2 separate regions of the Homo sapiens genome follow, and region 1 is linked to region 2. The links are chromatin contacts, found by Hi-C in ENCODE. All regions are on one chromosome and are shown on one strand. The core of a region is the stretch at or near the end of the contact, and the rest is flanking DNA. Distances in the headings are between cores, read along the strand shown. Region 1 has its middle 130 kb from the start of C9orf72. Region 2 overlaps MOB3B (MOB kinase activator 3B).

Evidence for each region. Hi-C counts contacts between places; a loop is a spot of excess contacts on that map. Pooled maps may share reads with other maps.
Region 1: a loop to region 2 is called in a map of CD14-positive monocyte, with 4 times the contacts of the local background. The contact joins two enhancer-like sites. A Hi-C loop is called at or near these places in 3 of 168 maps with a recorded cell type or tissue (CD14-positive monocyte and mammary epithelial cell), 1 of 37 single-sample maps with no recorded cell type and 2 of 50 pooled maps.

What each region holds. Positions count from the first base shown.
Region 1 is chr9:27,699,422-27,706,489 of GRCh38, reverse strand. No RefSeq gene overlaps it. Among named protein-coding and RNA genes, the nearest start is that of C9orf72, 130 kb to the right of the region's middle. Within about 2 kb of position 5,294, at least 2 of the 41 ENCODE cell types and tissues checked have a DNase peak (open chromatin) inside an H3K27ac peak, as active enhancers do.
Region 2 is chr9:27,333,821-27,340,284 of GRCh38, reverse strand. All of the region lies in intron 3 of MOB3B (MOB kinase activator 3B), which reads left to right. Among named protein-coding and RNA genes, the nearest start is that of EQTN, 40 kb to the right of the region's middle. Within about 2 kb of position 1,922, at least 11 of the 41 ENCODE cell types and tissues checked have a DNase peak (open chromatin) inside an H3K27ac peak, as active enhancers do.

The DNA.
Region 1 (7,068 bases), core at 4,045-6,544, 360 kb before region 2:
ACAGCTGAGGTGTCGCATGTTACTATTGATAAAAGTGCAAAACCTGAGTTTTACTGGGATCCTCTGGTGCACTTCAAAGGCAACGCGAGTTTCTAAAGCTCGCAGCCATGTGGTCAGAGATGGAAAGGAATTTGCCAAATCTGAAAGAAGGAAGCAGGATTATTTCTATAGCATGATGATCCCATAGAAGTCTTCAGATCCAGGTAAAAGGTGAACCCTTAGTCTCAAAGAAACAAAGTATGAGTCCCATTGGCCAGCCAGTTTTAAAAGAGATTGAAAGCAAAGAAGAACAAGTTCCCAGCAAGGTAGCCTGTACAGAGAGATATTTCCCTTCCGGGAAGAAGACAAGAGGGAAAGACTGGAAAAGAGGCAACCTACATTCTCAGTGAGAGAGGGAACAGCTGTACCAGACTCCTAGTCTGCAAGTCAAATATAAATACCTGCCCCCCACCCCCAACAAAAGCTTGAACCAACAGAATGAGAAGAAGATTTGAAAAGGGACAAGATGCAAATTAAATATACAATGCTACTAGTGTACTACTGAAGAGTTTGCTAGAATCACTGGGCTGAGGGAGAAAATGTGACAGCAGTGCCACTATCGCCTGGCAAGAACAGAGACTGGAAAAGCAATATTAGAGAAAGGCCAGAGGGCAATGTCACAGAAGTGCTTCTGACAGGTGTTGTCCTTGGGGAACAGCAGCAGGCCAAAGTGGAAGGAGAAAGTGTTACGGCTGAATGCCACTTGCCCTCCAGCTGAAAAGTCACATCATCACACAAAAGAAGGTTATAGATGAATGAAGTTTAACACAATTGTTCCTCTACCTCAAAAGTGAGCTTAGGCATTTGACTGAAATACTGTACGTCGATATCTACATGCTAAAAAATGTAGAATGCCATGACATTTAAATTTATTAGCTGACAAACATTGTGTTGTGCCATCTGCCACTCTGTACTAAACTTCCTGTAACTAAAGATGCACAAACCCTAGAGAATAAGCATTAGCTAAAATAGATTCATTTTATATAATTGAACATAATTGTCCATGTAATGTTTTAACGTAATATTACTCAACAGCTGTGCAGATAATAGAAGGGTTACTCACCATAGACCATATACTGGCAATGAGATATGAAGACAGAACTCTAACGACCAGTGAACCCACAGCTTCACTGGGATGATGTATGGCTTGCTTCAGAAATTAGTTCAAGTTGAAGGCAGAAACCAAAGTAGAGTGCCACAGAGTGCCAAAAGCAAAGGGGCAGTGTTATCTCCTGACTCTCACTGTAGAGAGGGCATCACCCTTGCATTTCGTCAGTCTTAGCTCACATCGCCATCTGCTCTTCCCAAGGTTGGCTTTTTCTACATGGTCTCTCTTCCTCTTCCATAATTTTTCTAATGTTTTCAGTATTCTTCATTTACAATCACATATTGACTAACCACAAGTGGGCACAGCTTCTCTTGCTTTATGTTCTGTTTGTTAAACAATATGGCAGCTGAGCTCTGGAACCAGAATTCTAAATTTCTAAATAATGGTTATTTGCTCTCTCATTAAACTTTTTCAAGTATCTTCATGTAAGTCCTAAACTGTCCCCATTATATGGGTAGATTTCATTATTCTAGTTTTAGAGATGACAAAACTGAGGCTGAATATTTCAGTCGATCAAGTGCTTACTGAGTTTCTAGAAAGGGCCAAGCTAATGCAAGTCACTTGCCTATAGTGGTACAAATACTTAAGACAGAGCTAAGAAGTAGGATGTAATGCTTTGTTCTATCCATTAGTTCTTTCGGCAGTTCACTGCTAAATGACCTTGCTCAAGCTGTTTAATGTGTCTATAACTCATGTTCAGCATTTTTGAAAGAAGAACCAAAAATCAACTAATTGGAATGTATCTACACATACCACTTTGATCAGATATAAATATTTTTAACATCTAACCAAAATCAGCCTACAAACATCAAGTCCATGTATACTATTTCAGCCCTTGATTCTATTAATTCTATTCAACTCTCCTTTTTAAAGCTTATAAACATTTTTTTTCAAACCTGCTTTGGTATAGTGGCCATTTCAAGTCTGTGGAATAAGATGAGATATATTTTGTTCTGATATATTATGCTAAGAAGTGTCTTACTTGCAGGCAAACTATTGTAAGTTGCCTCAATATTCACCGTATTATACATTTCACATTGTTCTGCCTATATTATTAAAGCTTGGTCTCTTGGAAAATATTATAAGGGAATTTAACTATACATAAATATTGATAGGTGCAATAAAATAAGAACAGCATAAAAGTATTTCAGCACTAAAAGTTAAATGTGTTGGAGCCTAAGGAGAATCCTTTACTCTTTTGGTATTTGCAAATGACTTTAAACTCACATAAGATGATGAAATGATAAAAATGAAAATAACAAAATGCAAAAAAATTATTACAATATATTTCAAAAAGGAGTTAGTGGCTTAGAAAGACCCAAAATGACAAAGAAAAGTATAACATTCTAGAGTTGAAACAAGTCACCACAAGTGCTCAAATACTGTTCTCCACCACAAGGTAATGACATTTTTACTAACATTCAGACAAATATAATAATCTCAAACTATTTTAAGATTGAGAGAAGGTTATGAGAAAGAGTTACCGAAGCCAATATATATCAAACTTGGGGCTGACATTTGGTCTCAAATCCCCAGTGTTTGCAAGAATTTCAGCACAGGTGGTAAGTACAATCACCATATGTTCAAACTGGAGACATCTGCAGAATCAGAACCAAGAGACTGTCAACTTAAATGCATGTTCTTTTGGGGTAGAAAATTAGTTATTTTAAGATATAGTGAGAATATATGATTTAGCTTAATCTCAATTCACTTGAAGATCTGAGGATTAACCCAATCTGTCAAGTAGAGTTCTAATCACTGAGGTTCTTTTCTAAAACCATTCCAAAAAGGATCTGTACAATTTGGATGAGGGATTATGGTTTAAAATATAATTTAATTAAAAAGAGAGGTTTAGTAATCCTTTAATCTCTCTGATCTTCAGTTTCCTTTTTAATGAATTGAGGAAGTGGAAGTTGGGTTATATCTCTATAACAAGTCTACAGTTATCTAAAAACCGTGAGAAGCCAGATAGAACATAATCCTTCTAGGACAGTTTTCACATCCAATTGTAAATGAATACATTGGTTTCCAAGGCAAAATCTCAGCCCCCTTGCCCAATTTGTTACAGGAAACTCTCTGCTACAAGAGCAAGCAGCAAAGCCTGTCAAATTAACTTTCAGAAATGTCCAGTTTTTATTATCACCTCCTGAAATCCACCCTTTATACCGTGCCAGAACAATCCTGGTTGTAGCATACTTTTGGAGGTGGCTGCCCACTCATGACCCTCCTTGTCTTCATTTTACTCTTCCCTCGTCACAGTTGATCCAAGTTGGGTTAATGAGATTCTGTTTTCCTGGAATCTGGAATTAGTATTAATAGTTCCAAGGCATTCTCTGTTGGTTGTTTGATATAAAATCTACAGGTTGGATAGCTACACAAGTGTCCATCTTCTGCTATATGCACAAAGAAGCAAAAACAAACAAACAAATAAATAAATAAATACAAAAACTAAGTCAATCTCCAGAAAGAGAATAGGCAACAGATACCGAGAGAGAGAGAGGGTGACAAAGAGAGAGCGAACAAACCAACACCTTGGTTCCTGATGACTGCCGATTGCAGGAACTTGTTGAGACCCCATGTCCAATAAGATACCTCTATATCCTTATAATATATTCCCTTGGCTAACAAACAGAAACTTCAAGCCCACCACTAGAAATGCAGAGGCAACAGCCTCTTACTTTAAAAAAATATTAGATTTTTTTATTAAAAAATCTTAGATGTTTTTTAAACAGCTCCCATAATTGTGAAATATCTAATCCTTATAATAAATGTTTATTCTGTATAACTTACAGTTATTCTGCTTCCCTGAGAAACAACAACTGATATAGGAAAGATCTGCAATTAGGACCACCTGTTTCCTGTACTTTCTAGCCATGTAACCTCAGAAAAGTCACTTCTCTAAGCTTCAGTTTCATCATCTACAAAATGGGAATAATCATTCCCATCTTATAGAGGTCTTTGAAGGTTAGATATACTGAGGGATGTGTTGAAAGAGAACACACATGTAAAATGCTTAATTTGTAACATTGTAAATACCTTTATCACCATCCCTATCCCTACTATTCAACTAAGCATGTATTATAAATCTATTATTATGTTACAAGTTGCACTTATTAATGAGAAGTTTTAACTGCTGGTCTATTCTTCTAGAAGGTACATTAGAAAATAGAACTTACGTACTTTATCTTAAATCAGAGTCGACTATATACTGGCAAGAAGTGATACAACATCCCAACATAGCATCTTTTTAATGCTTGAATTGTCCTCTTTTTAGAGAGTTAATATCTTGACGGTAATTATGCTATGCTGTGACTTCCAACATATGCTTTATTTTTTTGCTAGTTCTTCCTTAATTTTTCACTTATCGGTACTGCACTGTGACATCTGAACCCAAGGAAGCCAATGCAATAATAACAAAAAGTGCTGCTATGACACTCTTGAGTCTAAAGCAACCTCAGCAAGTGCAGCATTTGGAGAGTTCAGCCAAAGGACAACGCACAACCCAGGAAATGTGCTAATCGGTGGTTAAGACTCCGATGTCTCTACCAGCTGGAGCAGTGGTCTTTAGACATTGCTTCCGAGGGAGTCAATAACATGGGATGTGTTAGTTTTAGTGCAGTGAAGCAGCTTTTGTATAGCCCCTTTTTTAAGGACACATAACTCTGTCATGGCTGCAACTCCACGGACAATGTCCTCTCTTTTTAAGCTCATGAATTTCACTTTCCTAACCTGACAAAACGGTGTGTGTTAGATGACACATGGATGTGGAATTATTACACAGGAACCATCGGAGAGACAAAACTGTCTGCTCTTATTAGATTTGATGACTAGGCAACACACACACTACTGATCTAGAAAAGCTATGAGAAAAAGAAAGCTTTAAATTGGGTTAGGGGACTTGAAGCATAATCTGAGATGCCAGTTGCTTCAAAAATGAAATTGTGCCAATGTCCCCTCCAAGAGAAGAAGGAGGCTAGGTGCCTAAAACGCAGAGACACCCCGTGGCATCATATCTAAAGGCCATGCAGTAAACAGAAATCCAGTGTGAAGAGAAAAGTTCAGAACAGAGTGAAGAGGACAAAAAGAGTGAAGCCTGCACTTCCCTGAGAGGAAGTGCCCCCACCCATGACAAAGCCATCAAGCCACTTCAGACACATTCCAGATAGAGGAACACAGTATGCTGCTGCTGTGAAGACAAGAGGAAAGAAATTGGGAATCTTTTGTATCCCATTTAACAAACATTTCCTGGGAACTTATTAAGTGTCGAGCACTATATTCAGTCTTGTTGGAACCAATATGACTAAGACTTCCATATAGAAATGTGTCTCCAAGGGATCTAAAGTAAGGGTCAAAGTTTTGCCCAAAGAAGGAACTTGAAATCTGTCTTGGCAAGAAGTAAGTTATGATTCTAGAGAGTTGTGCCATGTAATATAAAAGGGCCAATTGATTTGAAAGCAAAAAGGGAATGTTTTATACATACGTCATTTCTATCATAAGAACTCAGTCTGGCCTTTTCAGATTGCTGACTTTAAGCAGACCATGTCCCTAATGATCACTAATGCTGATTGATACTCTGGTTGTGAGTTTGTGTCTCTGCAACTCACGTCAGCCAGTTCACATCACTGATTAAGCTCTCTCTGGGTCTCAACCACGTGGGGCCCCCATGAGCAGTCAGCTTTGTCTGCCTTCCCCCTCAACTTTGCTCCACTGAGACATGGATCCAGGGTTGATCTGTGTGACCTTAAGCGGACTAGAACTGTTTCAGAACACCCTCAGAAAACACTTTTGTATTGCAAGTGCAGATGAAATGGGAACAGAGCAGAGCAGCATGGTTAGGGGCTAAAGCATTCCTCTGCAATCTATGACAAAATCCTTAAGGCTAAATAAACAATCCTTTCCTGCCTCCCAGGTGCAATCTTGAAGGGGATCTGATCCCCTGCAAGGCTTTTCTGTTAAACGTCAACTTAATAAATAAAGTTTACATTTTCATAGTTAAAATACGATCACCGTCCAAACGGTTTTTTAAGAAACAATTGCCTTTCCATCCTAAAGCAATTGTCATCATGAAGTTTATGTACTTCGCTCCACTATGTTACTACATGAAGTTGCATGTGTTTTAACATAGTTGTTATTGTTTTTCATGTATATTTTTATAATCTGGCTTTATTTCACTTGATATTAGATCAGTAGTAATTGATCCATAATCTTAATTTGTAGCTTCTTTTCAAATGCTGCATAACAGTCCCTCATTTTTCTCCATTTAAAGAACCCCAGTTGTCACTAGAAAGAGGATTTATGAGAATATCTTTCTGAATTGATTTGTTTTCTACTATATGTGTCTAGTGTTCTACTGTTAAGTGTTATTTTAGTGTTCTTTGGCAGTATCAGCTCTCTTCCCCCAACTCACCCACATCCCTTCTTCTTTTTCTTTCTTTTAACAATTCACATTATTCTATGGAGAAAGTGACCACCATTGTGAGCATCTGGGACAGCTCAGCTGAAACTTAGACTCAAAACTGTGGAGACTTGTGACTGAAACAGAAAAACTGTTCAACCTTTCATGACGTTGGGAAAATAAACATAGATAACTCTAATATGAAATGTTTGCTTTAGTCCTGGTGTCACAGGGAGCTGATAGATGACATTTTCACTCAAGTGCAGCACTCTACAGTTGGTAGCATACTTTATGGGGACCCAGAAATAATCCTCTCCATGAGGCTTATCATTATTACTTTAAGAGAGAATTAATCTTTCTCCCCTGAGTGTTTTAACTAAACTTTTGTTTTAGCTGTCAAACTTTATTCTACTTGGTTTTACCATTAATTGTTTTGTTTATAGATGTTTCCCCATAGATAATAATAACCTTGAGTGGAGTCATTCATTCATCATAAAAATATGGGCCATCACATAAATGGAGGACA
Region 2 (6,464 bases), core at 673-3,172:
GTGGCGAGTGTGTGTGTTTATCTAGCCATACATATGTATATGTGCACTTGGGAGCCTGCACATATGTGCACACATTCACACACACGCACCCCTCCATCGTGGAAACGCCCTCCGTGTCAGTAATGTGGGCTGTTGTTTAGGAACAGAATTAATCAAATAAATATTGTTCTGTGTGGTTTAGGGAAGTCTGGCCTGCCTTGTTTCTATTTTTATTTCGTTTGGCTTATTTGCCACCCACATTCCTAAAAGAGAGCAGAAAGAACATTTCTAATTCCTGTGTGCTGGTTGGATCCTGTATATACTTAGAGTTGGGGAAATTTTAAAAATATTTTTGTAGACTGGCTGCCCTGCCTGCTTTATAAGAATTCAGACTTTGGGATGCTAGCAAAGGAAGAACAGCAGCCCTGGCTGTGGGCCTCCTGGGAACGGTCCTGCCAGCCGAGTCCCTACTCCCGTGGCCCATGCTGGTGTGGTACAGCCGCTGATTCAGAGACTCAACTGAAACAGCACATGTAGATATGAATGAAGATATATTCAGCACGATGGCTCAGGATATAGTAGACTGGTTAGGAGGATGGGTTTTCAAGTTTCAACCTTGGCCAGGGTAATTATTAGTGATGTGGCCATGGCCGAGGTACTTAACCTCCATTACCCCTCTGTAAAATAAGAATGATACCACATACCCCATAAGACTGATGTAAGGATTGAATGAAATGATGTCCAGCATTGAGCACAGTGCCTGGCACACAGAAAAGGTGCAGGAAATGATAGAAACTACTCCATTCGGAACACAAGACACTTTGGTTAATGATGGCTCTCTTATCACTGCCCCATCTTGTTCACTCTGACTCTTGTGACCTGGCACGGCTTCATTCATTCATTCGTTCACTTCTCAAGTTATTTATACCAATAAAGCCTAGTTCCAAAATAAATTTGGGGTGGCTGATGTCAGCCCCTACTGGAATTCTCTCTCCCAGATGCTCTGAAACAGACACAACAACGTTACAAAAAAATAGTTCCTAAAAAAATGTTTAGGCCTCATGCCTGAACCTCGCCTAAGGATTCCACCATTGACTCCTGGTCCCTTTACCCTCCTCTGAAAACAAGCTTCCAGGCAGGAAGCTCCACCAGCTTGACCACTGCAGAAAAGGCCTTGAGGGCAAGAACGAAGTCCCCTGAGCCTAGGGGGAGTGCATGGCAGGGAGACTCTCCCCGAGGGTTCCCAGGGATCCCTAACTTGCAGCACTCCCTCCACAGCCTCACACAAACAGCTGGGAATGGTCCGGGAAAGCAGATTAAGCAGCCCTGGACTCACCCTCACTCTGCACCAAGGATGCAACTGAGGGCTCCTTAGAAAGTCATGCCCCAGGAGGCCCCACTTGTGGAGTTACCTGCCTGTCCACCGGAGTCGGGGTGGGAGGGGTCCTTCCCCTGGAGTTGCCAAGGCATTTGGGAAAAGGCCAGTGTTATTTCCTCTGATACATACAGCTATTTGGATTCTAGAAAGCTAAAAGAGAAACACCACAGGAAGTGGGGAGCCAGCCTCGTTTGGACAGCTGTGGTCCCGACAGCGACACAGTGGCCTCCCTGTGCCCGAGGCCAGGCAAGAGCTGCCCTGCTGTTGTTCCCACCTTCTACGGTTCCCGCTTTGCCACATGGACTTGGCTGTAGAGTTGTTTGGGATGTTTTGTATTTGCTTGTTTGTTTTTCTTTTCTTTTTTTCTCTCCTCTCTTTTTCCGGGGATTTCCCTGCAGCAAGCAGCCTGATGTTTTTCATGGGTCTTCCTTGAAGTCAGACACTCACCTTCAAAGCAGAACTGCACCCCCGTCTGAAGGAGAGCCAGCTGCCAGGGCAAATTCTTAGCAACCAGCTCTGGGGCGCTGCTGGGATCCTCTATCTCTCTTTCATCACACCCAGAGTTCTGCTCCCTTTCTGGGAATTGCTCTGTCTCCCACCTACGTGGCTTGTAAGCTTCACCCACACCCAAGCAGGGCTGGGAAAGAGGAACTGGAGTGCTCTGGAGGAAACAAGGAAATAGGGCTCTCCATGCAGAAGGAACAAGTGTGCAAAGATGCAAGATAAACAGAAGCAAGGTGTATGCAAGGCCACAGACAGGGGCGGGAAGCAGATCCAGAAGTCCTTGCAAGTCATGGGAAGTTGAGGACTTGATCTAGTAGGAAATGGAGATGCAGGAAAACAGTTTTATTTCTCCCTGGATCTTCAGCAGTACCTTTCCAGCCAGTGCTGTTGAGGACACCAGCAGGCATTAGAGAGTGGTGCTTCTGGGCCTTGGTGCATACTGGAATCATGTGGCTGTTACCTCTAGGACCACAGGCAGCATGGTGCCACAGGGAATTCTGAGCCCTTCAAACTGGACGATTCAGAGAGAACAGTTGGTTTTCATTTTGATCATTGAATGCCTTACCACAATACCACTGCCTCTTTTGATTCCACAGCCCCTGAAAGCACACCTGCCCTTGCCTTGGGATTCTTTTGACAACAGTATCACCATGCCTCTCATAGCGCCACGACACTAGAAGAAACCTCACTGATTGCTGTCCCTGTCTACAGTCCAAGAGGATTTCAAATGGGCCCACACGGTATAGCTGAGAACCCGAATCCCTTGCTGATGCCAGCTCATTTTCTTTGGTCTCATCCTCATCACTCCTCCAAGAAAACTACCCAGTCCAGAGGGACTTGCTTTTGCTATAAGTGGGTTAGATCTTGAGATAAGGAAATAGCAAAATGTTGGTGTAACATTGAGTGTGGAAATGTGGCCTGAGGGAAGTGAGTGCTGGCAGGAGCTGAGGACCCTGTTGGGAGGGGGCCGTGAAACCTTGGCATAGACCTCGCCAGCACAGCTGTTTGGAATGGAGGCAGGAAGGGCAGGGGAAAGCCATGAGAGAGGGAATTTTCAAGATGGTCAGTGTTCTCAATCCACAGCCATCACAGAAGAAACTAATGAAATATGGGTACAATCTGGAGATTTTTAAGTCTCTAAGAAGTGGAATTTGTGAGACGAAAGGCTTCCAGAAAGCCCTCTTTCTGACCTGGCCTCTACCCCTAGAGGGCCTTAGCCTTGCTGTGGGGAATGAAACTCTTCCCGGTTGTAGGGTTTTGGTGCTGTCCACCCCCAGCCCAGCCAGAAATGTGGCTTCTGTACTTCTGCTGCAGTTCAAGCCACTTTTCCAGGTATGTCCCATCTGAGTGGAGATGGGGCTGACGGCAGGCCACAGGGCCAAGCTCGGGCACGGGGCCGGTAGCTGGGACTGAGGCTGCACTGCTGATTAATGGGCAGGGAGGCACTTTGTGAAACGTGCAATACCCTTTGACGGCCTTTTCCGGGGGACTCGCAGCTTTCCTCGTGTCTTTTCAGCAATATCACATTTGATTTTACCTTTAAAATGTATTGATGAAGCTGCATGATTGGAAAAGGTGCTGGGGGAGATGAATCTCTCCTACTTTCCGTTCTGTTTCCATTACTTCAGGGGTGTGTACGCATGAGTATACACGTGTGCGGGCGTGCTGTATTAGAGAGCCCAATTTCCTTTATATACGTGAACTCCTCCCCCTAGTAGCCACCATTAAACATCCAACGGCTTTAAAATGGTTAGTGAGAAGTACACAACATAATGTCAGATGTGGCCCTGAGAGAGGCGTACTGCTCACTGCCCTGCTTTAACCCGTTGGCTGTTTAATGGTGGTTACTAGGGGCAGGAGTTCACGTATATAACAGTCATTTTTCCAAAGTTTCCAGCACCAAGGGTCCTCCTGCTCCTTACCACACTGCGGAGCCTTCTACATCTCTTCATACTGCTTTTCTTCCTTGATTATTTTTTGTTTCAAGTATTTCTTCCTCCCCCTTTCTCCTGGTGTCTCAGAGTTAGCAGGAAGCTGGTAATTAAAAGAAGACATGGGTTTTGAAATGCTGCTGTGGTAGCTCTTCCCCCCCCTTATCCATTTTACAACAGAAACAAAAAGACTCACTCCTTTTCTTTTGCTCCTCCCTCCAGCAGAGTAATGAAAGCAGAATGTTGTTTGCTTGTTTTTGTTTTTGAGTCCACTAAATCATTATTGTTACACTGACTAGCTGGGTGAACTTGGGCAAGTTAGTTCAAATTTCTGGGCCTCCTTTTCCTCATCTGTAAATTAGAAAAAGTAATGCCTAGTTCATAGAGTTGTGAGAAAGTGCACAAGGTAAGTCTAAGTGCCTTCCCCATCGTAGGTATGAAATGCGTGTTTCCTTCCACCTCTCATTTTACTTGGGTCTGTAGACCTAATAAGTGTTCCTTTTCATTGGATTTCAGTTTAATTTAATATGTTTTAAGCACCTAGTATGTGCCAGGTCTTGAGCACCAGGGTCTACACAAATACCAGATAGGTTTTCTCTCTTCAAGAGCAGCCTGGTGCTGAAACCAGGAATGTGATAAACGGTCGCACAACAGTGTGAAAGGTGTCATGGGCACTGAGGGAATCTGGAAGAGGAGCACCTAGGATTCCTTGGGGACAGGGTGGGAGGGTAGAAGAATGTGTCCCTAAGGAGATGACAACTGGTCAAGAGCGTTAAAGGGTGTTGGCGATGGGAGAAGGGTGTTCTGGGAAGAGAGGAGCATGTGTATGGAAATCGTTGTGTGTTCCATGGGAGAGAAGGAGCGTCGGCCACCGATGGGGGATGAGGTTGAGTGCCTGAGAAGAGTCTAGATCAGGAACAGCATCGTATGTTACAGTGGAGACTTGGTTTGAAAACTACTGAAAGCCATTAATGGAGTTTAGGAGCATCATGAGATGATAAAGATTTTACCTGCAGCACATCAAGCCAGCTCTAAGAAATCCTGTGTACACAAATTGCCTCTTTCGAATCAATGTGAAGTCAGAGAGCCCACAGGCCAGCAGTCCAGTTCTGCCACTAATTAGTTTTGCCGCATTAGGGAAGTCACTTACTTTCCGATGGTCTGAGTTGCCACATCTCCGAAATTAAAGTGTTGGAGTAGGTGACACCCATGTTTCCTCCCAGCTATAACAGCAGCCTATGACTCTGTGATGATGTCACTGCTTTTTGGCGCTTGTTTCATAATTCCTAGAGTTAACTTATTAAAATTGCTGTGCAAGCATGATGACTGTCCCCTAGTAAACATCAAGTGTTCTTCTTCATATGTTCCATATGAAAATTAGCTTCTTGGGCCAGGCGCAGTGGCTCATGCCTATAATCCCAGCAATTTGGGAGGCCAAGGCAGGCGGATCACGAGGTCAGGAGATCGAGACCATCCTGGCTAACTACTAAAAATACAAAAAATTAGCCGGGCGTGGTGGCGGGCATCTGTAGTCCCAGCTACTCAGGAGGCTGAGGCTGGAGAATGGCGTGACCCCAGGAGGTGGAGCTTGCAGTGAGCCGAGATCGCGCCACTGCGCTCCAGCCTGGGGGAACAAAGCGAGACTCCATCTCAAAAAGAAAAAGAAAAAAAAGAATATTAGATTACTAAAATGTGTGATGATGTAGTGCAGTAAACTGAGAGCGTTGATTTCTTTGTAGTCTTGCCTAAGTCAGAGAGTATTTGTGTGACTTGGAATAAGTCATTTTACTTCTCTGGATCATTATTCCCTATCCTCCACTGACTACCAGTTATAAAAATGGGTACACTGAGGTTAGACTAAGATTTGACACTTAGAGTTCACGGAAGTTTGTTCAATGGCTATCAAGAACTTCTTCCAACTGCTAACAAGTACATAAAGAAGATTTAAATTTAAAAAGTGTTTAGATCAGAACAGAAAAAATTGAGTATCTTATGTAAAAGACAGGCTGATTTCATCCACCCCCACCGTCCCCACAAAAACTAGGCAAATGTCATTTTAACTTCATTTCTAAAGTGAAATATGATTTCAGATTGGAGTCTCTGTCTACTTTCCTTTTTGTTTTTTAAATAACCGGTCTTGTTTTCTTAGAAAAAAATTCATGCATATCAAAAATATCTAAAACTTCAGACTCCGCAAAGGACAAAAAAATTAGAAACAGAAAACATACACAATTGTATTCACCCAAAGATAAATTTATCATGTTGGACCCATATTTTTCTTTATATTTTTTCTCAAAATAACTGGATCAAACCATACATCCTGTTATACAATTTGAATAAAATATGCATCATACATTAATATACTAAAAAATATTAATGTTCTTCTCAGATTCAGGCAAAAATGAAATGATGAATTCCAATGTGATAGAATGCAAATGTGTGCAAAGTGATGGAGATACCCAAGAAAGGAGCTGACAATTGCATCTTAAAGGATGTCAAAATTTGCCAGGCAGAGAAGGGCAGAAAATATTTACCAGATATAAGAAAGAAACCACTAGAAACTGGCCAGTTGGAGACCTGGAGAAGTCTAGTTTGCCTGGCTGGTGTGGTGAGTGGGAGGGAATTCAGCAGGAGGTGAGCAGGGGGCGATGGGTCCTCTTTCTTTGACAGGC